2 separate regions of the Homo sapiens genome follow, and region 1 is linked to region 2. Evidence: read pairs that join two places in POLR2A ChIA-PET (ENCODE). Cell type or tissue: PC-3. All regions are shown on one strand. Links, peaks and the distances in the headings refer to the core of each region. The heading gives the core; the rest is flanking DNA.

Region 1 (15,875 bases), core at 2,887-10,886, 140 kb after region 2:
CCACCAGGTGGCAGTACAGTCCTATCTTGGACTCCATCAGCCCTCATCAGCCTTTAGCAGCTCCACGATTACCAACAGCCCTCTCTGGGGCAGGCAACCAGGGTTAAATAGAGACGGAAATGAATAGACCTCGCCCCTGCTCAGCAGCAGGAGCTACTGAAGCTCACAAGAGTGGTCCATCAGAGAATCCCTCCAGGGCCCACCTCCTCTTCCCTTCAAGTCCTCAGTCCTACAACTTGGGGATCTCCAAACTCCTGTAGTCAGGTCTCACCTCCAGGCTCACTGCCTGCGCTCCCAGACCCAAGTCACAAGGATGAAAGTTAACGAGAGGAGCACACCACACGCACTTCTTGGCTGGGCAGCAGAGGGGGATGCTGGGAACTGGGCATCACTAGATTCTGCCTGGAAAGGGGGGTCTGGGCCAGCCGAGGGTCTGGGGCAACAGTAGCTGGAGGCTGCCGAGGCAGGGGAGGCCTGTGGCTTCCTGTGAAGAACAGAGGAGCCACTTCCTTTAAGCAGATGGCTGGGGGAGGGGTGGAAGATGAGGGAGCATAGGCTTCCTGGCTTAGCGGGCGGAAAAGGGGTCCCAGGAAGGCCCCATGAACAGGTCCAGAGCAGCCTTCTCTTTCCCTCTTTCTGGGTCTCCATGGAACAGACAGCTGAGACAAGGTAAGGTCACACTTGTGAAGTTCTGTGCCGTGAAGCCACAGAAAGGATAGTCAGGTTAGGGAACAGGCTCATCTGTAGAGGCCAGTAAAGAAATGGAGCCTTGGTTATTCCAAAAAGCAAGTCCAAGCACCTACCCCCCAGTATCCAAGTCCCAGTCCCCAGCCTCAGAACCCAGTCCCAGAAATCCAGCCCCCATTTCCCCGCTCCAAGCACCAGTTCCCAGAGAAACGTCCAGTGCCAAGTCAGAAGCTGGCAGAGGCCCACTGGTTCATTATCTGTGTGAACAAATGGCATGGGCCCACAGGAGAGATTTTTTTTTTTTTTTGAGACAGGGTCTTGCTCTGTCGCCCAGGCTGGAGTGCAGTAGCACAATCACGGCTCACTGCAGCCTTGACCTCCTGGGCTCAAGTGATCCTCCCACCTTAGCCTCCCAATTGGGACCACAGGCATGGACCACCACATCCAGCTAGTTTTTTTTTTTTTTTTTTTTTTTTAGATGGAGTTTCGCTCTGTCACCCAGGCTGGAGGGCAATGGTGCAATGGTGCGATCTCGGCTCACTGCAACCTCCACCTCCCGGGTTCAAGCGAGTCTCCTGCCTCAGCCTCCCGAGTAGCTGGGATTACTGGTGCGTGCCACCATGCCCGGCTAATATTTGTATGTTTAGTAGCTACGGGGTTTCGCCATGTTGGCCAGGCTGGTCTTGAACTCCTGACTTTAGGTGATCTGCCTGCCTCAGCCTGACCACAAATTCTTGATGAACCAGTAGAGCTTGCCTCCCAGCACCCACAGCTACCAGGGCACAGCGTGGTTTAACTGCTCCAGGTTCTGATCTGCAGAAGGGGTAGGGGTCTTCACTCAGCCATGATCACTATCCTTGGAACCCACCAAACTAAGCCCATTTCTCCTTCAGTCTTTCACACTTGGGCCAAAGACACCTCCAGGCATGCCGGTGCCTAGGCCAGACACCTTCCCAAAGGCTTTTCCCCCTAACTTTTCAGTGATGGCTCCTTCTGCACTCTTTGGTCTTCACTCAAATGTCACCTCCTCAGAGAAGCCCTCCCTGACCACCTACTTTAAAATTGCCTCCTTGTTTCTCTCTACCATAGTAATTGCCAACTTGTCTGCCCCTTGGAATCATCTGAGAGCTTAAAATTGTATGGATACCTGTGTCTCACTCACGGTGTGGGAACAGCTTGCTCTCCATGTCACTCTTTTAATTTTCTGTATAAAGCCAGTAAAGACATAGAGTCTTGGTGACTCCAAGAAGTAGGCCCGGGTACCCAACCCCAAGTACCCAAGTCCCAGTCCTCAGCCTCAGAGCCCAGCTCCAAACACCCAGGTCCAAAGTTTTACATATATTAACTCTTTTCATCCTTACAATAATTCTCTCGGGTGTTCTTAGGATCCGCATTTTACAGATGAAGAGATCAAGGTACAGAGAGGTTAAATAATTTCCCTAAGGCAAGCAGCTAGCAAGTGACAGGACAAGGATTTGAACCCAGAGAGTCTGCCTCTGTAGAACAGTGCCTGGCATCTAGAGGGGCTCAATAAATAATTGTCCAATGAATGAATGACTTAATCTTAACTCCCTCTGCCTCACCCACCCCCATATTCAATCCATCAACCCACCTGCCTGAGGATTGTATCTTCTAATTATTTATTGAATCTGTTCATGTCCCACCCACAGTAGCCTCCCTCTCATCTAGCTTACTACCTTCCATGCTGGAGGGCACCTCCTAGGTGTCCCTGTGTCCACTCTTACTCCCGTATCCACTCCTGTCTATTCTCCACACAGAGGTAGGGAGATTTTAAAACACTAAGTACCCAGTGACTGCCCACAGCACTTAGAAGAAAATTCTATTTCCTTACTATGGCCTCCAAGGTCTTAAATAATTCGCTCCCGTAAACCTCCAGAGCCTCATCTCACTCAGTTTCCTTTCCCTTATTTTCCAGCCTGCTAGCCTCATTGCCTTTGCACAAGCTCTTCCCTCTGCCTGGAACACTTGTTGCTTCAGGAGTCGGCTCGATGTAACTTCTACAGGGACCTGAGCCCCAATCCAAGTTAGACACCTGGTTATTGCAGCAGCCTGTATCTCACCGTCCCAGAATGAATCATGACTGCAATGAAAACGATGGCATGAGCATTTGTTACCATCAGGCTTCCGCCCTAGATTATGAGCTCCCTGAGGACAAGCAGAGGGTTCATCTCTCTTTATAGCTAGAACCCAGCACAGCGCCTGGCACTCAGGAGGCACCCAATTACTTTGGCTGACTGGATAGACATACATACAGACGGACGGATAAATGGCTGGAAGAGGAGTGATTGAAAAAATACATTTTAAAATGCCCTGGCTGCATTTCTTAGAGCAGTTATAATGCGCGCAATTCACACGGGAATTATTTTCACCCTTTGAGGGTCCGCACCCACCGGTGCCCCAGTCGCCTTTCCCAGGCAAGGCCACTGGGCGGGGCATCCGGGGCCGTCGGAGTGACGTAACAGCGGGGCGCGTCCGGAGCCGGCCCTCACTTCCTGATTGGCAAGCGCGGTGGCCACACCCACCGCCGCAGCCGTCGGAGTAGAGATGGTGGCAGCGATGGGCGGAGGGGGAGGCCCGGCGTTCGCGCAGACGGCGGTGGGGCGGTGGGGCGGTGGGGCGGTGGGGCGGCCGCGCCGGCTTCAGGGCGTCGGGGTCTCCCGGGGCACGTTCATGAAGCCGGCGAGGTGGAGACTGGGCGCCGAGCGGTTTGCGAGGCTCGCGCGGTTCCGGGGGGCAGTGGGACGGCGGAGGGCTCGTGCGCTGCGGCTGGACCGCTCCCCGCGGCGGGCCGGGCACAGGGTGTGACCGGGCCTCCGGGCGCTCGCTGCAGCGCGTCTATTTCGGTGCCTCTGACCTCAGCGAGGAAAGTCCCAGAAACACAGCCCCACCCTCCCTCTCACCCTCCTTGACACGCTCGCCTCTTCCCCACCACCCCAAACTCAGACCCAGAAGAACTGCGGGAAACTAGGCGCCTGCAGACCTGGTTTCTTAGCCCTAACTCTGTGTGACCCAGAACAGGAGTCCATGACTTGTGGACGTTAGTCCGCTTATCTGTAAAATGAAGCGACACCTGCGTTAGATGATGCGAGGTATGAAGTACCCTGCACTAGGGGTGCTGGTGCTAGGTGCTCCAGGGTTACTAGTTTCTTCCTGATCCTGCCGCTGATGTGCTCTGTGTCTTAGAGCAATTTCACTTAACCTCCGGGGCCAGGCTTCCCCCATCCTAGGATGAGTCAATTGCCTTTCTAGTCCCAGGGTCCTGGGGGCCAGGCCTTCTTGAATCATGGAGTCCGTGGCAAGCTAAGAGCAGGCACCGCCTCCTGGTGTCGGGGCTCTTGCCTTTCTGAGCCCTCACCCTCTTCTTTCCCCATGCTCCCCACCCCCCAGCTCAGGGCCCTCCAGCCTTGTCTCTTGACTTCTCTAAGGTTCCTCTGACAAGTGAGTTTTCTCATCCTCCCTGATGGCTCGAATGAGGTTGTGCCTAAGATGGCTGGGCTCCCCAGAGGCTCTTTGAGGTTTCAGTCTGCTGAGACCTTAAAGGGCATCCCAGGACAACCTTCCTGCATGTTCCTACCAAGGTTGAGTCACTCCCCTGCACAAAACCATTCAGAGGCTCCGTATGGCCCTCAGGCCACTTGGCAAGACCCACAGGCCACAATACCAAGGTCTCTCTTCTCAGCCAAGCCCCCAGGCAGGCTATAGCCAGACTCAACTTTCAGCTGTCTTTCCTCTCTCCCAGTGACACAAACCTCTGCTGGGATCACTTCTTCCCTGAGCCATCCCCTCACACCTTTTACCTGGCTAACTCCTCATCCCTGATCATCATGGAAGAGGATGGATCCTGACCCCTAAGGTGGGTCTCAGTTCAGCTGAGGACTGGTGAGTGACTGCTGACCTCACTCAGCGCAGCCACTCCCCTCCTTGCCTCCTTCCCTCTGCCCACGTTGAACTTTCAGCTGCTTGAAAATACATGTCTCTCTCGCCTCTGAGCCTTTGCACCTGTTTTTCTCTCAGACCTAAACACTCTTCCCTTCCCTATTTAACTTGTATTTATCCTTCAAAAAAAAAAAATCTCAGTTTAGGGCCAGGTGTGGTGGCTCATGCCTGTAATCCCAGCATTTTGGGAAGCCAAAGTGGGCGGATCACCTGAGGTCAGGAGTTCAAGACCAGCCTGGCCAACATGGCAAAACCCCATCTGTACTAAAAATAGCAAAAATTAGCCGAGCATGGTGGCATGCACCTGTAGTCCCAGCTACTCAGGAGGCTGAGGCAGGAGAATCGCTGGAACCCAGGAGGCAGAGGTTGCAGTGAGCCGAGATTGCACTACTGCACTCCAGCCTGGGCGACAGAGCGAGACTCCGTCTCAAAAAAAAAAAAAAAAAAAAAAAAAAAAAAAAATCAGTTTAGAAGTCAGTTTCTCTATGGGTTGGAGGCTGGAGTTCATGACCAGCCTCTGCAATATAGAACACATACTGTCTTGGCAGTATTTAATGTCTCCCCATTAGAATGTAAGTTATCGGTTGGCAGTGGTGGTGGCTCACACCTGTAATCCCAGCACTTTGGGAGGCCAAGGTGAGATGATTGCTTGAGGCTAGGAGTTCAAGACCACCCCGAGCAACATAGCAAGACCCCATTTCTACTAAAAAAAAATTTTTTTTTTTTGAGATGGAGTTTCACTCTTGTTGCCCAGGCTGGAGTGCAATGGCGTGGTCTCATCTCACTGCAACCTCCACCTCCCGGGTTCAAGCAATTCTTCTGCCTCAGCCTCCCAAGTAGCTGGGATTACAGGCATGCACCACCATGCCTGGCTAATTTTGTATTTTTTTTAGTAGAGATGGGGTTTCTCCATGTTGGTCAGGCTGGTCTCGAACTCCTGACCTCAGGTGATCCACCCGCCTCAGCCTCCTGAAGTGCTGGGACTACAGGCATGAGCCACCATGCCTGGCCTCTACTAAAAATTTTTTAAAATTAGCTGAGCATACCTGGCATGTACCTGTAGTTCCAGCTAATCGGGAGGCTGAGGCATGAGCATCACTTCTGCATAGGAGGTTGAGGCTGCAGTTAAGCTTAAGATCAAGCCATTGCACTCCAGCCTGGGCAACAGAGCAAGACCCTGTCTAAAAAAAAAAAGAGAAGAGAAGAGAAGGGAGGGAAGGGGAGGGGGCGGAGAGGAGACCGAGTGTGGTGGCTCACACCTGTAATCCCAACACTTTGGGAGGCCGAGGCGGGTGGATCACCTGAGGTCAGGAGTTCAAGACCAGCCTGGCCAACATGGCAAAACCCCATCTTTACTAAAAAAATACAAAACTTAGCCAGTCGTGGTGGTGGGCGCCTGTAATCCCAGCTACTTGGGAGGCTGAGGCAGGAGAATCATTTGAACCTGGGAGACGGAGGTTGCAGTGAGCCGAGATCGCGCCATTGCACTTCAGCCTGGGCAACAAGAGGGAAACTCCGTCTCAAAAAAAAAAAAAAAAAAAAAAAAAGATGTAAGTTACAGGAGAGTAAAGATGCCTTGTCACTATATCTCCTAATGACAATGATGGCCACAGGCCCTGGCCCAAAATGGAATCTCAGTAGGAGTTTATTGAATTAATGAGTGAGTGAATCTCTACCCAGTGCTTGTCCAGTCCCTGCTTACATACCTCCAGAGGCAGGGAGCTCACTACTCTTGAAGCAGCCCACTCCGTTTGCAATTAGAAGACCTCTAATTCCTGCCCACCCCCAACCATTGCCGAAGAGATTCCCTGGAGCTGAGGCCCAGAGAGAGTGATTACCTTGCCTGAGGTAGTTGGTGCAGAGCCAAGACCTACTCAACTGTCCTGAGGGCATGTGCAAGCTCACCTAATCCTGAAAGAGCCCCTAGGTGTCAGCACTGGCCAGATCCCCCACAGCCTGTACCCATTTGTAGGCCTGGGACTTGAGCCGCCATCGCAGCCCATTTCCCCTTTGCTCAGGAGCAGCCAACCAGCATCTGCTGAAGACAGGGATAGCAGGTCCCCAGTCTGGGAGCGGGGAAGCTAAGAAGGAAGCACTTTCAGGTAGCACTGGACTTCTGTTGCCCCTTTCAACCCCCATGCCAGCCCTATAAAGCAGGACTTGTCGTTCCCATTTTACAGATGCGCAAACTGAGGTGCTAGTTACCTAAGATAACACAGCAAGATAGTGGCAAAGCCAGGCCTAACTTCAAAGCCTGACCTCTTTCCTCTGCCCCTCAGCTTGGTGCCTCTTGTCTATCTGCCCTACTTCCAGGCCAATTCTTTCCTAAGCCTCATGAGGTCCTGAAGTGTCCTGTGGCTTTTGTTCCCCAAGCTGGGTCCCGCCCACAGTGAGGACTCACCAGCTGTGCTTTGGCAGCAGCTAAGAGCTGGCTGAATAACAGGAGTCATCCCTTCCTTCTGTATTTAGTCACTCCCTAAAACTGCAGGGGACCCCGACCAAATTAGGTAGTGGCCAAGGAGGTGTTTTGGAGAGGCCAAGCCCCTGAAACTAGGCCAGGCCACCTATTTGCTGTATCACTTAGGTCTGTTTCTTTCATGGAGCCTCAACTTACCATCTATAAAGGGGGTGAATTATCCTTTCTCAGGGCCTCTGTGTGCAAGGATTCAGGAAAGCTGCTCTCCTCTCTGCCAGGCCACCTCACCTTTGCACCTTCACCTTGAGGAACAGATCCCCACCCCACCCCCCCCGGCCAGGGTCCTTTTGTTGGCAGAACTCCAGCATAAACTGCACATAACCTGATTGTTAATGGGGGCCACAGATCCGGGGTTGGGGGCCCAGCTCCCCAGCTTCAGCCCTTCCTGGCCTTGGTTCCTGCTGGGGAACAGGCTCTGTCATCATGTCTGCTTCCTCTTCTTTCTGTGGCCTTTGCAGAGCCATTTCCCAGGGGGCTCTGCCTCTCCTGCCTCCTGTCTCCTCCTCTGTCTTCCCACCCTTCTTCCTCACACAGTGTTTATCCGCGCCTACTCTGGGCCTGGCACTTGGCTCATAGAGCTGAATAAGCTCAGGGCCTGTCCTTGCAAAGCTCACAGTTTGATGGGGGAAAATGGACAAGGAAACCAAGTTACAATTTATTCACCCATCCCAAATCCTATTGCCCTCCCTGCCGCTACCCTCACCCCTGCAGTCTGCACTCCACGCAGTAGCCTGAGTGATCCTGTTAAAACGGAGGTCAGAACATGTCACTCTTCTGCTCAACCCCCTCGCCCCCCCCATGGCTCCTGGTGTCAGAGGAAAAGCCAATGTCCTTGCTGTGACCTACAAGGCCCTGCGTGATCTACCTCACTGCCTCCCACTCTCTGCTCTGATCACTCCCTTCCAGCTGCACTGGCCGCCTTGCTGTTTTTCAGCATGCCAGGCGTGCTCCTGCCTCAGGCCTCTGCATTTGCCCTTGGCCCTGCCAGGCATGTCTTCCCCCAGGTAGCCACGTGGTCTCCCATCCTTCACTCAGGTATCTCCCCCTCATCCAGGGGACTTCCCTGGCTGCCTATCTAAATATTACCCCTTAGTTGCCTTCTGCTCTTTTACCTGCTTTATTTTTTTTCTTAGCCACTACCAAATAACATGTAATTATTGATTTTCTTTTTCCTGCAAAGGCATAAATCCCATGAGGTCTCCTGAGGTTCCCCACCCCCAAAAACAAACAAAAAAAGGACAGAAGAGAGAGAAAGAAAAAGAATGCCAGAAAAATTCTGGAAAAAAAAAAAGGCAACACTCACTGACTACTGTTAGATAACAATATTTAAAGCCTCAAAAATTAAAACAACTTGGGGCTTGATGGGGTGGCTCACGCCTGTAATCCCAGCACTTTCGGAGGCCAAGGCGAGTGGATCACTTGCGGTCAGGAGTTCAAGACCAGACTGGCCAACATGGTGAAACCCCATCTCTACTAAAAATACAAAAATTAAGAGCCGGGCATGGTGGCTCACGCCTGTAATCCCAGCACTTTGGGAGGCCGAGGCAGGCGGATCACCTGAGGTCAGGAGTTCGAGACCAGCCTGGCCAATGTGGTGAAACCCTGTCTCTACTAAAAATACAAAAATTACCTGGGTGTGGTGGTGCATGCCTATAGTCCCAGCTACTTGGTAGACGGAGGCAGAGAACTGCTTGAACCCGGGAGTTGGAGGTTGCAGTGACCCAAGATCATGCCACTGCACTCCAGCCTGGGCAACAGAGTGAGACTCCATCTTAAAAAAAAAAAAAATACAAAAATTAGCCAAATTAGCCTGGCCTGGTGGCAGGCGCCTATAGTCCCAGCTACTCAGGAGGTTGAGGCAGGAGAATCACTTGAACCCAGGAGGCAGAGGTTGCAGTGAGCCGAGATCATGCCACTGCACTCCAGCGTCCTAGACGATGAAAAGAGATTCCATCTCAAAAAAATAAAATAAGAATAAATAAATAATTAAGTCTGGGCATGCTGGCTCATGCCTGTAATCCCTGCACTTTGGGAGGCCGAGGCGAGTGGATCACTTGAGGTCAGGAGTTCGAGACAAGCCTGGCCAACATGGTGAAACCCCTTCTCTACTAAAAATATAAAAATTAGCCAGACGTGATGGTGGGTGCCTATAATCCTAGCCACTTGGGAGGCTGAGGCAGGAGGATTGCTTGAACCCAGGAGGCAGAGGTTGCAGTGAGCCGAGATCAAACCACTGCACTCCAGCCTGGGCGACAGAGCGAGACTCGGTCTCAAAACAAAACAAAACAAAAAATAATAATTAAAACCACTTGGTTTGGTTCAGGAAGAGACAAACAGACCAATGGACTAGAATAGAAAGTCCAGAAATAGACCTAATTGCACGCGAGAATTTAGTATTTGATAAAGGTGTCCTCTCAAAGTGGAAAATGGACTCTTTAATAAATGGTGTTGGGACACCTAGGTAGCCAACTAGGAAAAAAAAAATTAGATCCGTGCCTCACACTGAGCACCAGGATGAGCTCCCAAGGGATAAAATATTTAAATGTTTGAAAAATCAAAATAAAACCGTAAAGGCACTAGAGGAAAACATGGGAGAATGTATAATCTCATAGTGGAGAAAGTTTAACCATGACTCAAAAATCAAAAAGCTGTAAAAAGAAAAGATTGATAAAGTCAACTATATAAAAATCAAAAACTTCTGCATGGAAAAACACTATAAATCAACGCATAAGACAAATGACAATCTGGGGGAAATATTTACAACTCTAATCACAGACAAGGGAACATCTCGCTTATTTAGAAAGAATTCCAGGAAATTGATTAATCTTATAGAAATAGAGGCCTAGGCCGGGCGCGGTGGCTCACGCCTGTAATCCCAGCAATTTGGGAGGCCAAGGTGGGCAGATCACCTGAGGTCGGGAGTTCAAGACCAGCCTGACCAACATGGAGAAACCCCGTCTCTACTAAAAATACAAAAAAATTAGCTGGGCATGGTGGCGCCTGCCTGTAATCCGAGTTACTCAGGAGGCTGAGGCAGGAGAATCGCTTGAACCTGGGAGGCGGAGGTTGCAGTGAGCCGAGATCACGCCATTGCACTCCAGCCTGGGCAACAAGAGCGAAACTCCATCTCAAAAAAAAAGAAAAAAGAAAAAAAGAAAGAAATAGAGGCCTAGCATATGAACTGACGGTTCCCAGAAAAGTAAATATAAGTGATTCTTAAACACATAAAAAGAAGCTCAAACTCAAAAGAAATGCAAACCAGAAAAACTAGACTAGAATATTGCTACAGTTTGAACATTACGCCGCGAAAAGCAGGTGCTGGGAACTTAACCCCATACAACAGTGTTGGGAGGTTGGGCCTAAGGAGAGGTGTTTAGGTCATGAGGGTTTCACCCTCATGAATGGATTGGTGGTGCTGTTATAGCAGGAGTGGGATTATTATTCTGGGAACAGATTCATTATAAAAGGGCAAGTTCAGTTCCCTTTTCTTCTCTGTCACCCTCTCTTTGCTCTTCCACCATGGGATGACACAGCAAGAGGGCCCAAGCCAGATGTGGGCCCCATGATCCTGGAATTCCCAGCCTCCAAAACTGTGAGCCAATACACTTCTGTTTATGATTAATTATCCATTCTGTGGGATTTTATTATAGCAGCACAAAATGGACTAAGATACGATGTCTTATCAGTCTGGCCAAAAAAACCCCAAAAGCTGAATAACATATTCTGTGAGCATTTCTATGAGGAAATAGTACTACTCTCACACATGTTCTCACACATGACTCTCACATGTGTGAATATAAATTGGTAAAAGGGCATTTTGGCAAAATCTATCAAAATACCTTCAGATAACCTATTTCTGGGAATTCATCTTCGGATAGACTTGCATGAGTAATAAATGATGTATGTATAAAGTTATTCTCTGCAGCACTGTTTCCATAGCCAAAGACTGGAAACAACCCAACTGTCGATTAGTAAGGGGCTAGACTAGGTAGAGCACAGTCCATCCACAAAATGGAATACTATATGGCTACGAAAAAGAATCAGGGAGATCTGTGTGTTCTAGTAGGGAAAGCTTTATAAAGGATACTGAGGGCCGGGTGCAGTGGTTCATGCCTGTAATCCTAGCACTTTGGGAGGCTGAGGCAGGCGGATCACCTGAGGTCGGGAGTTTGAGACCAGCGTGACCAACAGGGAGAAACCCCATCTCTACTAAAAATACAAATTTAGCCAGGTGTAGTGGTGCATGCCTGTAATCCCAGCTACTCAGGAGGCTGAGGCAGAAGAATCGCTTGAACCCAGGAGGTGGAGGTTGCAGTGAGCCAAGGTTGCACCATTGCACTCCAGCCTGGGCAACAAGAGTGAAACTCCATCTCAAAATGAAATAAAATAAAGGATACTAAGTTTGGCCATGCACGGTGGCTCACACCTGAAATCCCAGCACTTTGGGAGGCCGAGGCGGGTGGATCACTTGAGGCCAGGAGTTCAAGACCAGGAGTTCAAGACCAGCCTGTCCAAAATGGTGAAACCCTTCTCTACTAAAAATACAAAAATTAGCCAGGTGTGGTGGTGTGCACGTCTGTAGTCCCAGCTACTTGGGAGAATTGCTTGAACCTGGGAGGCAGAGTTTGCAGTGAGCTGAGATCGTGCCACTGCACTCCAGCCTGGTGACAGAGCGAGACTACTTCTCAAAAATAAATAAATAAACAAATAAATAATAAATAAATAAATAAACCATATTACTCTCCTGCTCAGAAACCTTCCAGTGGTTTCCCATCACATTGATAATAAAACCAAATATCCTTCCTGTAGCGGAGAAGGCCCACCAGCGTGAGCACATCCTTGCTGAACAGCTCTCAGTTCATCTCCCCTCGCTCACTGTCTTCCAGCCACACCGGCCCCCAGGCAGACTCTCGCCTTGGGACCTTTGCACTCACAGTTCCCTCACTTTATTCAGGTCACTGCTAAATGTCACCTCTGCAAAGAGGCCTTCTTTCACCTAAAAAATACAAAAATAAAAAAAAATTCTTTTACACAGCCCTGACCCCTGATTGCCAAGACGTTCTAGCCCCTTCCTTTCTTTGCTTCTCTTCAAAGCGAGTCTCACCAGTGATGTCACACATCTGTTGATTGTCTCCTCCACTTCTAAGTTCCAAGAGGGGAGGGGACTGGAGCTGCCTTGTTCACAGCCCTCTCCTCAGGCCCTAGCACAGGGCCTGGCACATTCAGTAAATATTTGTTGAATGAATGGATGAAATGTGACACCAGATGTAAAGTGCTTAGCATGGTCCTGGCTCACAGCAGGGGTTTGATAAATGTGACTTCCTTCTCCTTCCCTGGGACACCTTCACACTCCTCTCACCCCTGCCCCTCCAGGAATACCTCCCATGTGACCACATGGGCTCCTTGTCTCAGGGTGCCCTCCCTCTCTTCTTTCCACGTGGCCTTTTCATTTGGCTGTTGACGGGCGGGGGGGATATGACATGACTTCTCCATTACACAATGGTTCCCCTGTGCAGGAACTATGGGAACCATGGTTCCTACTCACTCAGCCTCCCTCCTTTTCCAAGGCTCACCCTATGAAGCTGCCTACAGGGCCCACACGTATCATTTCCTGACTCTGATAAGGAATTCCCCCTCTGGTTTGTTCTGTTTCTCTGTCAGTTCCTTCTGCAGTCTAACCGAAATCATTCTTGCTGCAATAAAGAATGAGTTTCCTTTATTTCCCTAGGGCTTCTGAGAAAGCAGCTGGGCTAATTTTTTCCTGTAATATTTTGGTAGTTGTTAAGGGTTTGGAGGTGAACCCTCCCCACGGAGTCTGCAGTCTCAATTCTCAGGCAGAGCAACTCTTGTCAGCTGCTTGGCAGGAAAGGTTTCTCTTTATTCATCTTAGAGGATTTCAGCACACCCTGCAGGGCAGCCAGCTCCCCAGGACTGTGGCCCATCAGGTGGTTGGGAGCCAGGGACAAGATGGTGGACATGGTTGTGGGCATGACTGAACCCAGATGAGAGGTGAGGTTGGCACCTTAACCTTGACCACCTCACTCCCACCTCTCCCTTCTTAATTTATCCATCCATTTAGTCAGTCAGCTCAGAATAAGAATCAGAAGCACCAACTATGTGCTAGGCACCCAGCTCTTATCTTCTCTAAGTCTTGCTTTCTCTGTCTATAAAATGAGATAATAGTACTTACATGGTCATTGTGAAGATTAAATGAGCTCATGTATATAAAACCCTTAGCATATCCTTGGCTCATTAAAAATATTCAATAAACATGTTATTTTTTTTTTTCAAAGGAGTTGATTTAATTTCAGGTGATACAAAGTTTAGGGTAGAACAAGGACCAAAGAGCAGACTCTGGCAAGATTCTGAGCTGGTTTTACTTTTAAATTCACAGTTATGGTAGGAATGACTTAGTGAAAACAACTAAAGAGATGATGAGCCACTGTAAGATTTTTTTTTTTTTTTTACAAAAGTTTATTCTTAAATGTACAACAGCTCCAAGATAACACTTTATTCCAGCTATACGGGGCAAAAGATGTTATGGCAGGGAATAGAGAAGTTTAAATACGGATGAAATAAAGGGTCACCATCTCCTCAGGCACAAGGAACAGCTTGCTTTTCGCCAGATTTCTTAATTCCACCTGTGGCCAAGGGCCCCTTCCCCGCGGCCTTCGCTTTTAGCTCCTCGAGTTTCTTCTGCTCCTCTTTTTGTTTCTGCTTGAAAGCCTTGTCTTCCTCGTCCATCTCCTTGGCCTGCTTCTTGGGCTGTTTCGGTGGCTTCTTCTTGCCACCTTCGTGGCCGGACATGGCACCTGCCGCCCCTTCCGCAGACCCTGCCACCAGAAACCTAAACATGTTATTTTTCAATTCAACCAGCAAATACTGAGAGATGCCATCTCTGGGCCAGGCCCTCAAGAGTCCAGTGGGAAAGGCAGATCTGGAAACATATATTTATGAATAAAGTGCAGGCCAAGCTCACACCTGTAATCCTAATACATTGAGAGGCCAAGGTGGGAGGATTGCTTGAAGCCAGGAGTTCAAGGCCAGCCTGGGCAGCACAGCAAGACCCTGTCTGTACAAAAAAATTAAAAATTAGCCGCATATGGTTGTGCACAGCTGTAGTCTTAGCTACTCAGGAGACTGAGGCAGGAAGATCATCTGAACTCAGAGGTTTGAGGCTGCAGTGAGCTAGGATCATGCCATTACGCTCCAGCTTGGGCGACAGAGTAAGACCTTGTCTCTTAAAAAAAAAAAGTCCAAACAACAGAGTATTTGGGGGACAAGGTGGGGCTGGGAGCCCACCTGCCTGCTGCTCGGCTGGGTGACCTTAGGGAAGGCACACCCTCTTTAGTTCTGCCAGGGAGAATGCAGGAGTTGAGATGGGGACTCAGGCCTAAAAATAAGGCAGGGCAGGACTAAAGACTTGGAGTTGAGCCAGCTAGCCTGCTTTCCAATCTTGCCTCTGCTGAATTCTCCCGGTATGACCTTGGGCAAGCCTCCTGCCACTCTGAAACTCAGTTTCCTCCTCTGAATAGTGGGGTTGGGGATGATCTCATCAGGTGGCAGGGTGGCCGTGAGGATGCAGAAGAGGGCAGATGGCAAAGTCAAAGGTGCTATGCCCTGTGTGGGAGCCAGCCCTGGCCCACCTGAGGATGAGGAGGAAGTTCTCCCTGTGCAGCTCCAGGTACTCCTTGCTGCTATGGCTCCTCCCATGCCAGTGGCAGGAGTGATCCAAGAGGCTGAGGGTCAGGTCCTTGCTGTGTTCCATGAAGTCTGGCCTGGGGTTCCCTGGCACGCAGTGGTGTACCTAGGCTGAAGAGTTTCAGTTTCATGCAGAACACATCTTGGGGTGGGGGCACAGGGGCACCCAGCATATTACATCTGCTCCCACCCTGAGCCAGAGGGGCTGAGTGCCTGGTGTGGGGCCTTGGCCTGCTCATTGAGTCACTATATTCTTGGACTTCTCTGGACCTCAGTTTCCCCATTTGTAGAATCGGGATAATGGGCCGGGAGCAGTGGCTCACGCCTGTAATCCCAGCACTTTGGGAGGCTGAGGCAGGCAGATCACTTGAGGTCAGGAGCTTGAGACCAGCCTGGCCAACATGGTGAAACCCCATATCTACTAAAAATACAAAAATTACCTGGGTGTGGTGGCCGGCACCTGTAATCCCAGCTGCTCGGGAGGCTGAGGCAGGAGAATCACTTGAATCCGGGAGGTGGAGGTTGCAGTGAGCCAAGATTGTGCCCGCCACTGTACTCCATCCTGGGAGACAGAGTGAGACTCTGTCTTAAAAATACGTGTGTGTGTGTGTGTGTGTGTGTGTGTGTGTGTGTGTGTGTGTGTAGACAATGAAATTGACCGTACGGGAGAGTCTTTCAAAATTAACCTGGTGCTAGAGACCACCTTTCTCTAGCTTGTGGTCCACTCCATCCTGCCCTCCTCCTTCTCCCGGCCCTGGTGATGTTAAGCAAGGGGGTCTCTCCTTCGGACTGGGGGTTCCCGAAAACACAGCTTTATATCTTTCCTCAAACAGGGGGCAGGGCTATGTCTCTTCCGTGAGAGCTCCAAAGGTAGTATTGTCTAACAGTGACGGTGTACTTACATGTCAGGCACTTCACATGTGTCAGCCCAATTCATCACATCACATGGGTTTTTACTAATATACCCATATTACAGATGAGGAGACTGAGACTTAAAGAGTTTATGCAGCTTGTTCAAGGTCATCCAGACAGTAGATGGAGGAGTCAGGATTTG
Region 2 (15,875 bases), core at 4,779-12,778:
TCCTGAGTAGCTGGGATTATAGGCACCTGCCACCATGCCCGGCTAATTTTTTATATTTTTAGTAGCGATGGGGTTTCACCATGTTGGCCAGGCTGGTCTTGAACTCCTGACCCTGTGATCTGCCCGCCTCAGCCTCCCAAAGTGCTGGGATTACAGGCGTGAGCCACCACGCCCAGCTTCGGGCAGTTCTTTATAGCAGAGTGAGAACAGACTAATACAGGTCCTTAGTAATTTTTTTTTTTTTTAAGATTCAAGAAGATAACTTAATGATATTTTTTTTTGAGACGGAATTTCACTCTTTTTGCCCAGGCTGGAGTGCAATGGTGCAATCTCGGCTCACTGCAACCTCCACCTCCCAGGTTCAAGTGATTCTCCTGCCTCAGCCTCCCAAGTAGCTGGGATTACAGGCATGCGCCACCATGCGCGGCTAATTTTGTATTTTTTAATAGAGACAGGGTTTCTCCATGTTGGCCAGGCTGGTCTTGAACTCCTGACCTCAGGTGATCCACCCGCCTCGGCCTCCCAAAGTGCTGGGATTACAGGCATGAGCCACTGCGCCCGGCCACAGAATTTAATGATTTTTAAGAGTGTAATGGGTTCCTGAGATTAAAAAGTTTGACAACTTTTGTTCTATTGAGTTGTATCTTTCTTTTTCATATTGATTCATGGGAATTCTGGGGTTTTTTTTGTTTTGTTTTTTGTTTTTTGAGATACAATCTTGTTGTGTCGCCCAGGCTGGAGCACAGGGGCACAATCTCAGCTCACTGCAACCTCTGTCTCCCTGGTTCAAGCGATTCTCCTGCCTCAGCCTCCAGAGTAGCTGGGATTACAGGCACGCGCTACCACGCCCAGCTAATTTTGTATTTTTAGTAGAGACAGGGTTTCACCATGTTGGCCAGGCTGGTCTTGAACTCCTGACCTCGTGATCTGCCCACCTTGGCCTCCCAAAGTGCTGGGATTACAGGTGTGAGCCACCACGCCTGGCCGAATTCTTTATATATTCTAAATGCTAGTCCTTTGCTATTAAATATATATAGCAATGTCTTCTCCCTGTGACTAGTCTTTTCACATCTTTACCACTTTTTTTGTTCTTCATTTCTTTCTGCTTTTCAGACTTTCCATCTGAGATCACTTTCCTTCCATCTGAAATACATTATTTAGAATTTCCTTCAATAAGATGTGCTGACAGAAAACTCTCTTTTGATTGAAAATGTCTTTAATTAGCCCTCATTCTGACATATATTTTCACTGGGTTTAGAATCCTAGGTAGGCAGTTATTGTCCTTCATCAACATTCAAGATAGCACTCTACTGGCTTCCACTGTTGTTGAGAAGTCAACTGTCAATCTAACTATTGTATCTTTGAAGGTATTCTAATGTTTCTCTAGCTATCTTTATGATTTTTCTCTTTGTCTCTGGTCTGAAGTTTGTCTTTGATGTATCTAGATTAGAGATTTTATTTATCCTGCTTGGGATTTGTTAGGCTTCTTGAAACTGCAGGCTAGTGTTTTTAATCAGTTCTAGAATATTATCACTCATTATTTCTTCAAATATCACCTCTGTTCTATGTTTGCCCTATTCTCACTCTATAACTCCAGTTAAAACTACGTTAGATCTTTTCTCTCCATTCTCCATTTTTCATAATCTTTCTTCCGTATTTAACCTCTTAACCCCCTATGCTACATGCTGGATAATATATTCTAACCAATTTTTTAGTTAAACCACCCATCCACTAAGTTTTTAAATTTCTATATTATATCTTTCCATTTTAGAAATTCTTTTGACACTTTTTCAAATCTTTGTGTAGTTTCCTGCAGAGGTTTTCAGCCTTTTATGTCTTTAAACACAATAAGTATAGTTGTCTTATAATTCTAATATAAAAAGTCTTTGTAGGTATATTTCACTTCATTGTTGTTTCTACTAATTCTTGTTCAGAGTAATTTGTTTCTTTGCACACATGGTTATTTTTAGTGACTGGTACTTACTGCCCTAGAAAAATTATTTGAGAGTATTATTTCAGGGCTAGGATAAAGGTGTCTTTCTACAGAAGGAATTTGTGTTTGCTTCTATCCCACACATAGGTGGCTCTCCCAGTCCAGGACCACTGAACCATTCAGGTAGGATGAATTTGAGCAGAAAATCTGCCTGAAGAAGGTTACTTTGTGGTAACCTTGTCTAGATTTCTCCTCCCTCCTGCCCTCCTCCTCCATCTGCTCAGTTCAGTGCTAATGCAATCTTTCTGTAATCTGCCGGGGGATAGAAGAGCTTACTTTTGACTTAATGTTCTAAGGATATAGTCTCTTAGGGCCCAGTTTAATTTGAGTTGTACCTTCTTTTATATTCTCTCTCTTGCATGGACCTTTGGCTTTGACTTTTATCCTCCCCATGCCATGAGGATATCAAAACTGAAGTTCAAGTTTGCCTTCAGTAAAGACATTCAATGCAAAAGCAGTTTCAGTATTCTGCTGACCTCTCAGGCTTTACCTTAATATTTTCATAATCTTTGATACTTTTGAGAAGTTGGATTTTTAAAATCCAGTATTTGAAAATCCTTTTCAAAAACAGAGGGCTAGTCCAAATAAACTAGCCTGTTATATTCCAGGAAACAGATTCATTATTTTTATTTTCAAGTTTTTAACGTTAAAACCAATATATCAAAATGAAAAAGAAAATTAGACATAGTTCTTCCTCCTATATCTCTTAACCTTCATTCAGATTCCTTTCTAGGCTTTGATCACATGCATATATGTTTTTTACATAGGTTACACCAACCTGCCATTTTCACAGCAGCTAACTTACATGTTTATTGGTCAAAGAGAAAAAGAAAAAAACCCACAAACTTGGAAAAGAACATTCTGATATTGCAAAGGTCTTCTTTTGGGAATCAACTTACAGAAAGACGAGATCCAGCTCTTGCTCTGGCAATACTCTCCTTTTCCTTTTCAGATACCCTTCTCTGCACAGCCTGGAAATTGTTTAAGGCTGCAGAGAAGTCATTCATGAGGCGTTCCTTCTGAAGTCTCTGCTGGCGCTAAGGAAATCAAGCAAGAACTTGAGATTTCATATTAACCCAGAATCATTTGGTTTTAATTTCCCTTAAAAGTAAAATTATACCCCTTAAAGATTTCCAACTAGGAAAATTATTATGAAATAGTCTCTTCTTTAAATTAATAAATTTGCTCTTTGCTAGCTCAAGTCCCTGGTTAATACTATAGACCAAGTCAGAATTTTTCTTCTTTCATTCTGACAAACCTGGAACTGGGTTGCATTTAACTTCTTCTTCTTTTTTTTTTTTTCTTTTTATTGAGACGGAGTCTTGCTCTGTCGCCCAGGCTGGAGCGCAGTGGCATGATCTCAGCTCACTGCCAACCTCTGCCGCCCGTGTTCAAGCGATTCTTGTGCCTCAGCCTCCTGAGGAGCTGGGATTACAGGCACCCACCACCATACCTGGCTAATTTTTTATTGTATTTTTAGTACAGATGGGGTTTCGCCATGTTGGCCGGGCTATTGTAGAACTCCTCACCTCAGGTGATCTGCCCGCCTCGGCCTCCCAAAGTGCTGGGATTACAGGCGTGAGTCACTGTGCCCAGCCTGTATTTAACTTCTAAAGTAATCTCCAAAGAACTGCAATTCAGAATTTTGGTGCCCTGGAGAATATAAAAGAGAATAAATACCTCTGGACTCCAGTTGAATCCAAACAGAGATGGGTTTTAGCTAAAATGTTAAAACCCTATTCATCTATATTGAATTCACAGCTTCCCTGTAAACTATAGAAGCATTTCACAGGCTTTTAGTGGTTTAAAATCTTTGAGACTTGGTAAGTACTTCATTTATCTACAGACTACCTCTACTAAGCTTGTTACTTCTATGTCTCAAAAAACATATGCTGAGGTTGAGCACAGTGGCTTATGCCTATAGTCCTAGTATTTTGGGAGGCTGAGGCAGGAGGATCACTTGAGCCTAGGAGTTCAAGACCAGCCTGAGCAACATGACAAAATCCTATCTCTACAAAAAATAAAAAAATTAGCCGGGCGTGGTGGTACACATCAGCTACTCAGAGGCTGGGGCAGGAGGATCATTTGACCCTGGAAGGTTGAGGCTGCAGTGAGTTGAAATCATGCCATGTACTCCAGCCTCAGCAATAGAGTGAAACTCTGTCTGAAAAAACAAAACAAAACACACACACACACACACACACACACACACACACACACACACACCACATACTGACAGCATTGTCCTGTTCTATGAACACAGAAGTAAAAACTCACCCCTGACCTCAAACAGCTGTCTATTTGTAAATAAAGGATATAGACAGACAAGTAACAAAGTTATTATAAATAACTGCTATATCCAATTGGTACTACAGGAGTTCAGAGGGCAGGAATAATCAGTAAGAACTCAAGCGGCCAAGAAAGGCCTCAAGAGAAGGTGGACAGTGAAGTAAGAGGAAGGCATGAATAAGCAGAAAGAAGGGGTAAGGCAAATCCAAGCAAGAGAATAGTGTGAGCAAAGGCATGGTGGCAGAACTTGAAGAGGATCTCTAGACAGACTGTTTGGTTGGAACTACACGTTTAGTAATGAGAGTAGCTAAAATACAAAATTGGAAAGTTAAGAAAGGGGCCAACCACAGCAGGTTTTAAATGCCAAGCTAGGCCGGGCGCAGTAGCGCATGCCTGTAATCCCAGCACTTTGGAAGGCAAGGTGGGTGGATCACTTGAGGGCAGGAATTATTCAAGACCGTCCTGGCCAACATGGTGAAACCCCATCACTACTAAAAATAGAAAAAATTACCTAGACATGGTGGCAGGCACCTGTAATCCCAGCTACTTGAGAGGCTGAGGCAGGAGAATTGCTTGAACCAGGAGGTGGAGGTTGCAGTGAGCTGAGATCGTGCCATTGCACTCCAGCCTGGGCAACACATGTGAAACTCCGTCTCAAAAAACAAAACAAAACGCCAAGCTATTGGGAGGATGAGGCAGGCAGATCACGAGGCCAGGAGATGGAGACCATCTGGCTAACATGGTGAAACCATGTCTCTACTAAAAATACAAAAAATTAGCCAGGCGTGGTGGCGTGCGCCTGTAGTCCTTTGCCACTTGGGAGGCTGAGGCAGGAGAACTGCTTAAACCTGGAAGGTGGAGGTTGCAGTGAGCTGAGATCGCGCCACTGCACTCCAGACTGAGCAAAAGAGCCAGGTTCTGTCTCAAAAAAAAAAACAAAAAAAAAAACAAGCTAATGAGTTTGGGGTTCAACCTCTAAAGAACAAAGAGCAATGAAGATTTTTGAGCAAGAAACATCATGGGTACAAAATAGTAACTTAGAAAAATTAGTCTGTGATGAGACCTGGGTCACCGTTTACACAAAGGTGGAATGGAAAAAAGAAACAAGTCAAACAGAACACTAATTCAATAGTCTAGGTTTAAGGTTAGGAGGACACAGTATCAGTAATAAAATCATAAAGAAATGAATTTAAGAAACATTTTGACTGGTGGTGGGGAAAGAGAGATAAAGTCAAGAATGACTGAAATTTCAAACCTGGAAGAGTGATGGTAATACTAAAAGCAAATTTAGATGAGCAACCCTTTTCTTCTGAGATTTTTATTTTTGCATAAACAAAATTATAACAATAACGGGGAGGACATCATTCCCTAACCTTACCGTGCAAAAATATTATCATAACTTTTAAATACATCATAAACATTTTCCATGTTACCATACTCTTCACAATTATGTTTTTGTTTTTTTTTTTTTTGAGACAGGGTCTTGCTCTGTCACCCAAGCTGGGGTGCAGTGGTGTGATCTCAGCTCACTGCAGCCCCAACCTCCCAGACTCAAATGATCCTCTCACCTCAGCCACCTGAGTAGCTGGGACTACAGATGTGTACCACGATGCCTGGCTAATTTTTTTTTTTTTTTTTTTTTTTTGAGACGGAGTCTCGCTCTGTCGTCCAGTCTGGAGTGCAGTGGCACGAGTTTTTTTTTTTTTCTTTTTTTGAGATGGAGTCTCGCTCTGTCACCCAGGCTGCAGTGCAGTGGCGCGATTTTTTTTTTTTTTTTTTTTGAGAGGGAGTCTCGCTCTGTCACCCCGGCTGGAGTGCAATGGCACAATCTCAGCTCACTGCAACCTCCGCCTCCTGGGTTCAAGCAATTCTCCTGCCTCAGTCTCCCGAGTAGTTGGGATTATAGGTGGCCACCATCACGCCTGGCTAATTTTTGTATTTTTAGTAGAGATGGGGTTTTGCCATGTTGGTCAGGCTGGTCTCAAACTCCTGACCTCAGGTGATCCGCCCACCTCGGCCTCCCAAAGTGCTGGGATTATAGGCATGAGCCACCGTGCCTGGCTAATTTTTGTAGAGATGTTGCCCGGGCTGGGTCTCAAACTCCTGTACTCAAGCAATCCACCCGCCTCAGCCTCCCAAAGTTCTGGGATTACAGGTGTGAACCACTGTGCCCGGCCATGATCTTTAATCGCTTACATATATTCCATCAAGTTGACCTAAATTTTATGTAAATAATCCTTCTAGATTTTTCACAGTTATTAAATATTATAAAGTAAGCCCCAATGTAATGGCTAATATTTATATAGTGCTTAAATTGTACCAGTACTACTGTAAGTGCTTTACATAATAATTCATTTATCTATACAATGACCTATAAATTAGGCATTATTATAGTCCCAACTTTACACATCAGAAAACCAAAGCACCACAGAGGCTATGTAATTTGCCCAGGATCACACAGTAAGTGACAAAGATGGATTTAAATCCAGGAAATTTGGCTCCAGAGTATATAGACTCTGTGTGTGTGTGTGTGTGTGTGTGTGTGTGTGTTTACCTTCAGAATTTTTTTTCCCCTTAGGGCTAATTAGCATGAGTGAGAATATTAGGTCAAAAGGCACAAACTTTTCTGTGATGTTAAGTATTGTCAATGAACTTAGTTAAGGGGTTTGGGAGAAACATGAGAAACTCAGTATAAGACAAGTTTTATATGAAGGTAGTTTATTTCAGGAGGAGATGTCAGAACATGAATTGAAGATATGGGCCACGCACTTAGAGGTGAAGGGGTTAGATTGGAAAAAGATCTGAGGTCATGATCATAAAGGTGAAAGGGAGGTCATAAAAGCAGGTGACTCCTAAGGAGAAAGCATACAGTGAAATAATTCGAGGATCAATGGCACAACCTTGGGGCATGCCCACTCTTAGGAGGATATGAAGTCCGGGAAGGAGGCTGACTCAACCTGGGGATCTCCAGAGTTGGGGGACACAATGAAAGAGAATCATGGCAAGAAGAAAGTTTCAGGGCAGACGGGATAGGCAAGAGGATCAAAGGAAACAGAAAAAAAGTGAATAGGCCAGGCATGGTAGCTCACACCTGCAATCCCAGAACTTTGGAAGGCCGAGGCAGGCGGATCACTTGAGGTCAGGAATTCAAGACCAACCTGGCCAACGTGGCAAAACCCTGTCTCTGCTAATAATACAAAAATTAGCGTGGTGGTGTGCGTCTGTAGTCCCTGCTACTTGGGAGTCTGAGGCAGGAGAATTGCTCGAACCTGGGAGACAAAGGTTGCAGTGAGCCTTTGCTCACTGGAGTGCAGATCATGCCACTGATCTGGTTGGAGTGCAGATCACGCCACTGCACTCCAGCCTGGGTGACACAGTGAAACTGTGTCTCAAAAAAAAAAAGTGAATAAAAACTCTTTATGGCCAGGTGCGGTGGCTCATGCCTGTAATCCCAGCACTTTGGGAGGCCAAGGCTGGCAGATCACCTGAGGTCGGGAGTTCAAGACCAGCCTGACCAACATGGAGAAACCCCATCTCTACTAAAAATACAAAATTAGCTGGGCATGGTGGCACATGCCTATAATCCCAGCTACTCGGGAGGCTGAGGCAGGAGAATTGCTTGAACCTGGGAGGTGGAAGTTGTGGTGAGCCGAGATTGCACCATTTGCGCAGTCCAGCCTGGGCAACAAGAGCGAAACTCTGTCCCAAAAAAAAAAAAAAAACTCTTTACAAAGGGCCTGGTATGGCAGTTCATGCCTGTAATTCCAGCACTTTGGGAGGCTGAGGAGAGAGGATTGCTTGAGCCCAGGAGTTTGAGACCAGCCTGGGCAACATAGCAAGACTCTGTCTCTATAAAACATTTAAAAAGTAGCTTGGTGTGGTGGCACATGCCTGTGGTCCTAGCTACTCGAGAAGCTAAGGTGGGAGGATCACTTGAGCCTGGGAGGTTGAGGCTACAGTGATACAGCGAGCCACGACTGCGCCACTCCACTGCGCCTCAGCCCGGATAACTGAGTGAGACCCTGTCTCAAACAAACGAACAAAAAACCTCAAAAGCCACTGGACTGGGTAACTAGATCATTGATGATAGTATATAAGTATGGAAAAAAACTGAAAGTAGGAGTATGGTTTGATGTATAAGATAGTAATGAAAAGACGGGTGATGGGGCTAAGATTAATTAGATGAGAAAAGAGTAGAAAGACAAAAGGATACAGAGCATAACAAGAGGAGGGGAATCAAGGAATTATATTTCACCAGAGAGAGTATGTTTGTAGATCTAGTTCGTGTTCTTAATGATCCAAGATAATGGAAAGGAACAACAGCATGCATAATCCAAAAATAACTTCTATTTGGTTTTAGAAGATGTTTGATGAATTTTGTTTTGGTAGCAGATTTGATTTTCTATTTATATTTTGCTTAGGCTACTACTTAACTCTTAAATACTTTCACTACTCTGCATTAGACCCTTCAACTCCTTTTTTGTTACTATGAAAACTGTCTACAAGTGTGTATTCCCTAAGTGCATGGTTAGGAGGAAGAAATGGGTAACTTGGCAGCAGTTTGGAGATATTGGATGGCAAGGGGGAAATGGCCCATAACTGAAACATCAGCATGAGTAATAATTAGAATAAACAGCCCGTATATAGACAACCAAAGGGTAACTACTTTGTAGCAGGATGACAAAGCATCTTGTCCTCCTCTCTCTTCTGCAAGTGGGGGCCAAAACTCCAGATATGCTACATGGAACAGTTTATCAGGTTAAACTAGTGATTTTCAATTTTTTTTTGACAGAGATTTACAATAAGAATTTGACAACATGGGCCAGGTGTGGTGGCTCAGGCCTGTAATCCCAGCACTTTGGGAGGTCTAGCTGGGCAGATCACCTGAGGTCAGGAGTTTGAAACCAGCCTGGCCAACATGGCAAAACCCCATCTCTACTAAAAATACAAAAATTAGCCGAGCGTGGTAGTGGGTGCCTGCAATCCCAGCAACTTGGGAAGCTGAGGCAGGAGAATCGCTTGAACCTGGGAGGCGGAGGTTGCAGTAAGCCAAGATTATCCCACTGCACTCCAGCCTGGGCGACAGAGCAAGACTCTGTCTCAAATTAAAAAAAAAAAAGAATTTGACATCATGATCCATCCATACATACACATATGTATGTATGAAACAACAGTTCCATATAACAATATTTACCATTATTACATAATATAGACTCTGATACTTCTACTCTAAGTTTTTTAAAATGCTGATCTCAATACACTAAAATGACTTCATGTTCCACTAGCCACAACCCATACTTTGAAAAACAACCCACGACAGGGAAGTTGAAAGGCTTTGTCTTCAGAGCCATCAGATATAGGACATTATCATTTAAAACGTTCAATCATAAAAAACGATATAAAGGTCAGGCACAGTGGCTCATGTCTATAATCCCAGTACTTTGCAAGGCCAAGAAAGGAGGATCACTTGAGCCCAGGAGTTTGAGACTAGCCTGGAAAACATAGCAAGACCTCATCTCTACAAAAAATTTAAAAATTTAGCTGCGTGTGGTGGTGCGCACTTGTGGTTCCAGCTACTCAGGAGGCTGAGTTGGGAGGATCCCTTGAGCCCAGGAGTTCAAGGTTGCAGTGAGCTATGATTGCCACTGCACTCAGCCTGGGTGACAGAGTAATACCCTATCTCAAAAATAAAATAAAATTTAAAAAGCAATACAAGTTAAGTGCCCCCACGAATGGTATAGAAGCTAAAAGCAAAACAGGATCATAATAGGAAGGTAGACGGAGAAAGTTTTTTTTACTGGAGACCTGAGGTAGATCATGAATGACAAGTCAAGCCACAATGAAGGAGGGGCACATCTGACTTCAGGAATGTGGCATATTAAGGGAACAATGAATCTCAGTAAAAATTGTGTGTTTCTAAAGGATTTAAATGGCCACTGAAGAAAATGACTTGAAAAGAGAACCCTTTTTCCCTGAGCAGTTCCTTAACCTGAGTGAGACCTGTGAATAACTCATGACAGAACATGAAGGTAACTGCAAAACATGAAAGAAAGATGTTTCATTAAAATGTAAAGATAATGGATACAAAACAAACTAGGAACCCTGGGCATGGGGCTCACGCCTGTAATCCCAACACTTTGGGAGGCTGAGGTGGGAGGATTGCTTGAAGTCACAAGTTCAATACCAGCATGGGAAACAAAGCAAGACCATGTCTGTACAAAAAAATTGTTAAAATTAGCTGGGTGTGGTGGCACATGCCTGTAGTTGCAGCTACTCAGGAGGCTGAGGGGAGGGGACTGCTTGAGCCCAGAAGTGGGAGGCTGCAGTGAGCTATGATTTCAACACTGCGCTCTACCGTAGGTGACAGAGGGAGACCCTGTCTCCAAAACGACAACAACAATAAAAATAATAATAATTAAAAAAAAAAAAAACTAGGAGAAAGGAGGAAGCCTACAAACATAAAACTGCTAGCCAAACCCCAAAGAGATGCAAATGTTGAGATTTCTCTTCAGTTAACTCCATTTTATTAATATATTAATAATGTTAATAATAGCAGCAGCCACCACATATTGATTACCTACCAGACGCAGACACTTTGCCACATCTGGTGTGTACATTCTTTCTATTGCCCCAACAGTCACATATCCCCCACTTGATGGATAAGAAACTGAGGTGCAGAGGAGGTCTATCTATCTAGCACCAAAGGCCAACTTATTTTTTTTTTGTTCTACACACTGCCTTTCTACTAACACAAAGTCCTTTCCTATTAATAAACAAAACAGAAAATACCAACCTGTTCTGAAGTAGATAAGGGAAGGGGCAAGGACCCTAATTCTTTCAGCAATTCATTTGTTTCCTTGGCGAGCTGATTTGTGGAGTGTTGTAACTGTTGCCTAAGAGAGAAAAGATATGTTTCAGGATGTTGTCACTTCTTGAGAGGGTTATACACAGAACCACTTTGTTCTCAGAGTGTCTCATAACGTAGGGAATGAAGGGCCATTTGAAGAAATGAGTCCCTAGATGCCCAGGTTCACAACAAAATTCCAGAAATATTACCCAGGCAAACCCACTTCAAGGTATCTTCACTGAGCAGAAAGAATCTGCTTCAATAGCCTGCTGAAGAAAGCACAGATCGGGAATTTTAACTCTTTGGGAAGAGAAGAAAAGCATATCAGCAGTTCTGATAAAAATATAAAAAGAACAATTGCCGCCCACACCTAAATCAAGTAGTTTAAACATACTGAACTCTCTTATTGTCCAGGAGTTGACTGCCACAGTCCACTGACTAGAATCTAGGCACAGACAGTTAGATGAAATGTGCATTAAAAGCGTAGCTTCCTACCTACCCTAGGGAACAACCTCCAAACATCTAATCCCATGCTCTTGCTTTAAAAAGCTGGCTCTTTTCTAGCCTTATCCTTGGCTTCCTACCTGCTCTTTATACCTGAGTTTCTGGCTCTTCCCTCCAAAACAAAGAAGCCTTACCTGTTAAAAATACAAAAGGAGTAGGGAGGAAGGGGAATTGAAGAGGAAAGAATATGTAGTATATTAAGTGGAACTTAAAGTAGTAGAAATACAAAAAGTACTCTTTTCATTTGTGGTTTCCTCTACTATCCAGCCATTTCTACAAAGGCTTTCTGAGACGACAGTGAAACCACATGCTATGATCTGAATGTTAGTGTCCCTGCAAAATTCATATGTTGAAATCCTAATTCCCGAGGTGATAATATTAGGAGATGGGGTCCTTTGGAGGGTGATTAGATCATGGAAATAAAGTTGTTGTTTATAAACTACTCAGTTTATGGTATTTTGTTATAGTAGCCCAAATGGGCTAACACACCACACTAATTATTAATGGTTTTTCTGTACTGCAAATGGGCCTCCAGGATTTAAAAAAAAGGAGTCAAAAGCAAGAGGTACCCAATCAGTGGCTTGAACATCCCAGGCAGTAGAAAATATCCAGAGATATTTCACATTTCCCTGGAAAAAGCTCACAATAATAGTCATTCTCTTACCTCACACTGTCTAGGGTAGGAAACAAAAAATATTGCTTGATATATATATACATATATATGTATCTACATATATATAGATACATATATATGTATCTACATATATATAGATACATATATATGTATCTACATATATATAGATACATATATATGTATCTACATATATATAGATACATATATATGTATATACATATATATAGATACATATATATGTATATACATATATAGATACATATATATGTATATACATATATAGATACACATATATAGATATATACATATATAGATATATATTATATATTTATATACTATATATTTTATATTTATATACTATATTTATATTTTATATATATTATAGATATATTTATATACTATATTTATATTTTATATATATTTATATACTATATTTATATTATATATATATATTTTTTGAGATGGAGTCTTGCTCTGTCGCCAGGCCGGAGTGCTGTGGCGCGATCTTGGCTCACTCCAACCTTCGCCTCCCGGGTTCAAGTGATTCTCCTGCCTCAGCCTCCCAAGCAGCTGTGACTACAGGCGCAAGCCACCACGCACAGCTAATTTTTGTATTTTATTTTTTTGAGACAGAGTCTTGCTCTGTCACCTAGGCTGGAGTGCAGTGATGTGATCTCAGCTCACTGCAACCTCCGCCTCCCAGGTTCAAGCGATTCCCCTGCCTCAGCCTCCCAAGTAGCTGGGACTACAGGCACGTGCCACCACGCCTGGCTAATTTTTTGTATTTTTAGTAGAGACAGGGTTTCACCGTGTTAGCCAGGATGGTCTCGATCTCCTGACCTCGTGACCCACCCACCTCGGCCTCCCAGAGTGCTGGGATTACAGGCGTGAGCCACTGCTCCCGGCTTGCTCAGAACATTTTAAAGATGAAGAATAGCACTAAAAGCAGAAATGGAGCAGAAAAGGATGTGATAAAAAGAATCAGGAGTCCCTACTATCAGTCTACTATTCTCTCCCTCAGGCTCCCCTTGGGCCATTCTGATTACATATGCAGTAGTCCCTCAGTATCCACGGGGGATTGGTTCCAGGCCTCCTGCCAAGTCCTTAATATAAAATTGTGTAACATTTGCCTAGAACCTATGCATATCCTTCCATATACTTTATTTATTTATTTATTTTGAGACGGAGTTTCGCTCTTGTCACCCAGGCTGGAGTGCAATGGCACAATCTCAGCTCACTGCAACCTCCGCCTCCCAGGTTCAAGTGATTCTCCTACCTCAGCCTCCCAAGTAGCCGGGATTACAGGCACGCGCCACCATGCCCAGCTAATTTTTGTATTTTTAGTAGAGATGGAGTTTCACCATGTTGGTCAGGCTGGTCTTGAACTCCCGACCTCGGGTGATCTGCCCACCTCAGCCTCCCAAAGCGCTGGGATTACAGGTGTGAGCCACCACACCCGGCCCATATACTTTATTTTTTATTTTTATTTTTATTTTTTTGAGACAGAGTTTCACTCTTGTTGCCTAGGCTGGAGTGCAATGGTGCGATCTTGGCTCACCGCAACCTCCGCCTCCTGGGTTCAAGCTATTTTCCTGCCTCAGCCTCCTGAGTAGCTGGGATTACAGGTGCCTGCCACACATCCAGCTGATTTTTGTATTATTAGTAGAGACAGGGTTTCATCATGTTGGCCAGGCTGGTCTTGAACTCCTGACCTCAGGTGATCTGCCCGCCTCAGCCTCCCAAAGTGCTGGGATTACAGGCATGAGTCACTGCACCCAGCACCCCCTTCCATATACTTTAAATCATCTCTAGATTACATTACTTAATACTTAGAGGTGAAGCCAGCTGGACTTCTGGGTTGGGTGAGGACTCTGAGAAATTTTCTGTCTCACAGGAGGATTGTAAAATGCACCAATCAGCACTCTGTAGCTAGGATTGTAAAATGCACCAATCAGCAATCTGTGGCTAGCTAGAGGTTTGTAAAATGGACCAATCAGTGCTCTGTAAAATGGACCAATCAGCAGGACATGGGTGGGGACAAATAAGGGAATAAAAGCTGGCCACGCCAGCCAGCAGCAGCAACCTGCTCAGATCCTCTTCCACGCTGTGGAAGCTTTGTTGTTTTGCTCTTCACAGTAAATCTTGCTGCTGCTCACTCTTTGGGTCCGCACCACCTTAAAGAGCTGTAACACTCACCACGAAGGTCCACGGCTTCATTGTTGAAGTCAGCAAGACCAAGAACCCACCAGAAGGAACTAACTCCAGACACAATACAATGTAAATACTATGTAAATAATTGTTCTACTATATTGTTTCAGTAATGACAAGGAAAAAAGTCTGTACATCTTCAGTAGAGACCTTCCTTTTTTTTTCTGAATATTTTCTATCTGTGGTTGGTTGAACCCACAGGTGCAGAACCTATGGATATGGAAGGCTGACTGTAGCTGGAAATCCAGTTAGACTAGATCATGAGGAGTCCTACGCCAACAAGGAAGCTCATTTAGGCAGAGTTGTGAGCAGAATATAGTTTAATAGTGGTACGAATTCCCTTTTCTACTTCCCTAAATTGTTCTGCTAAACTGCCCAAGAGGAGAAAGAACCAGAGTTCAAAGACTTTGAAAGGCAACGGAAATTACAATCCATTAATATACTTTGTTGCCCCGCCCCTCTTTTAGATCCAGCTCTTATCTCATGACCCACTGCCTCTCATTCTGACTTCCCAGACCTGAAACCTAAGCTGCTGTCTGGCAAGGACACTGTGTCCTCAAATGGCCCTCACAAAACCCAACCTTGTCAGGAAGTTACTCACAGATTTTCCTGTAGCTTGCTTGAGTCCTGCTTAGTTCCTAGCTGGCTCATCAAATTCTTTATCTGAGCAGCTGGGGAGATAGGAAGAAAAAGATTTATTTAAAAGAAAAATACATTCATCATGAGTACCCTACTTCTAAGATTCCTGGTCTCTTCCCATTCAGAATAAGTATTAATACATGCAACTAATAGAGACCATGCTATGATCAAAACCTTGACACACACATTCCTCCAAAAACTAATTACAAGGTTCACCTTTCTCCTATAGAGTAACTGTGTCACAAAGTAGAAGGTGGTAGTTTTATCATCCCCCTAAAATTTGCTAGTTTTCCTAGATCTCCTATTGCAATGGTTAAAAATTTCAACACCTTTAGAAGGGCCTCTAGGCCAGATATCAATTTGCAACAATAAAAAAAAAATCAAGTCAAATACAATAATTTTTCTATAGCAAACATTTTTGGAAAGACAATGTATACTTATTACTAATAATGGGTTACCACCAATTGAGCACCTCTAAGTGCCAGGCACTATATACTAAGAGCTTTGTATACACTCTGTTATTAATTTTCACAACAGCAATCTCCAGTAGATGTACTTTTTTATTTATTTATTTTTTTTTTTTGAGATGGAGTCTCACTCTGTCACCCAGGCTGGAGTGCAGTGGCACGATCTCAGCTCACGCAAGCTCCGCCTCCTGGGTTCATGCCATTCTCCTGCCTCAGCCTCCTGAGTAGCTGGGACTACAGGCGCCTGCCACCACGCCCGATTAATTTTTTTGTATTATTAGTAGAGACGGGTTT

Evidence for each region. Peaks named below come from ENCODE experiments on the same cell type or tissue, not always from the same donor. Only the 100,000 strongest peaks of a DNase experiment are listed, where the experiment ranks them.
Region 1: POLR2A ChIA-PET joins it to region 2 with 23 read pairs; 2 of 35 experiments call an interaction of 5 or more read pairs at or near these places.

The regions. Positions count from the first base shown.
Region 1 is chr1:27,647,471-27,663,345 of GRCh38, reverse strand. It overlaps LINC02574 (long intergenic non-protein coding RNA 2574), which reads left to right and starts at 624. Exons shown (of 2, transcript NR_151722.1): 1 at 624-669; 2 at 2,624-3,018. It also overlaps the pseudogene LOC729973. RefSeq lists enhancers at 1-492, 562-771, 493-1,008, 3,610-4,110, 11,228-12,194 and silencers at 3,261-3,500, 8,433-8,835. In PC-3, for the core only: no CTCF peak of the experiment used is centred there; a DNase peak (open chromatin) is centred at 4,325; H3K4me3 peaks cover 946 bases; H3K27ac peaks cover 1,209 bases.
Region 2 is chr1:27,788,833-27,804,707 of GRCh38, reverse strand. It overlaps STX12 (syntaxin 12), which reads right to left. Exons shown (of 9, transcript NM_177424.3): 2 at 15,077-15,146; 3 at 11,076-11,175; 4 at 2,893-3,030. Among named protein-coding and RNA genes, the nearest start is that of STX12, 24 kb to the right of the region's middle. In PC-3, for the core only: no CTCF peak of the experiment used is centred there; no DNase peak of the experiment used is centred there; H3K27ac peaks cover 339 bases.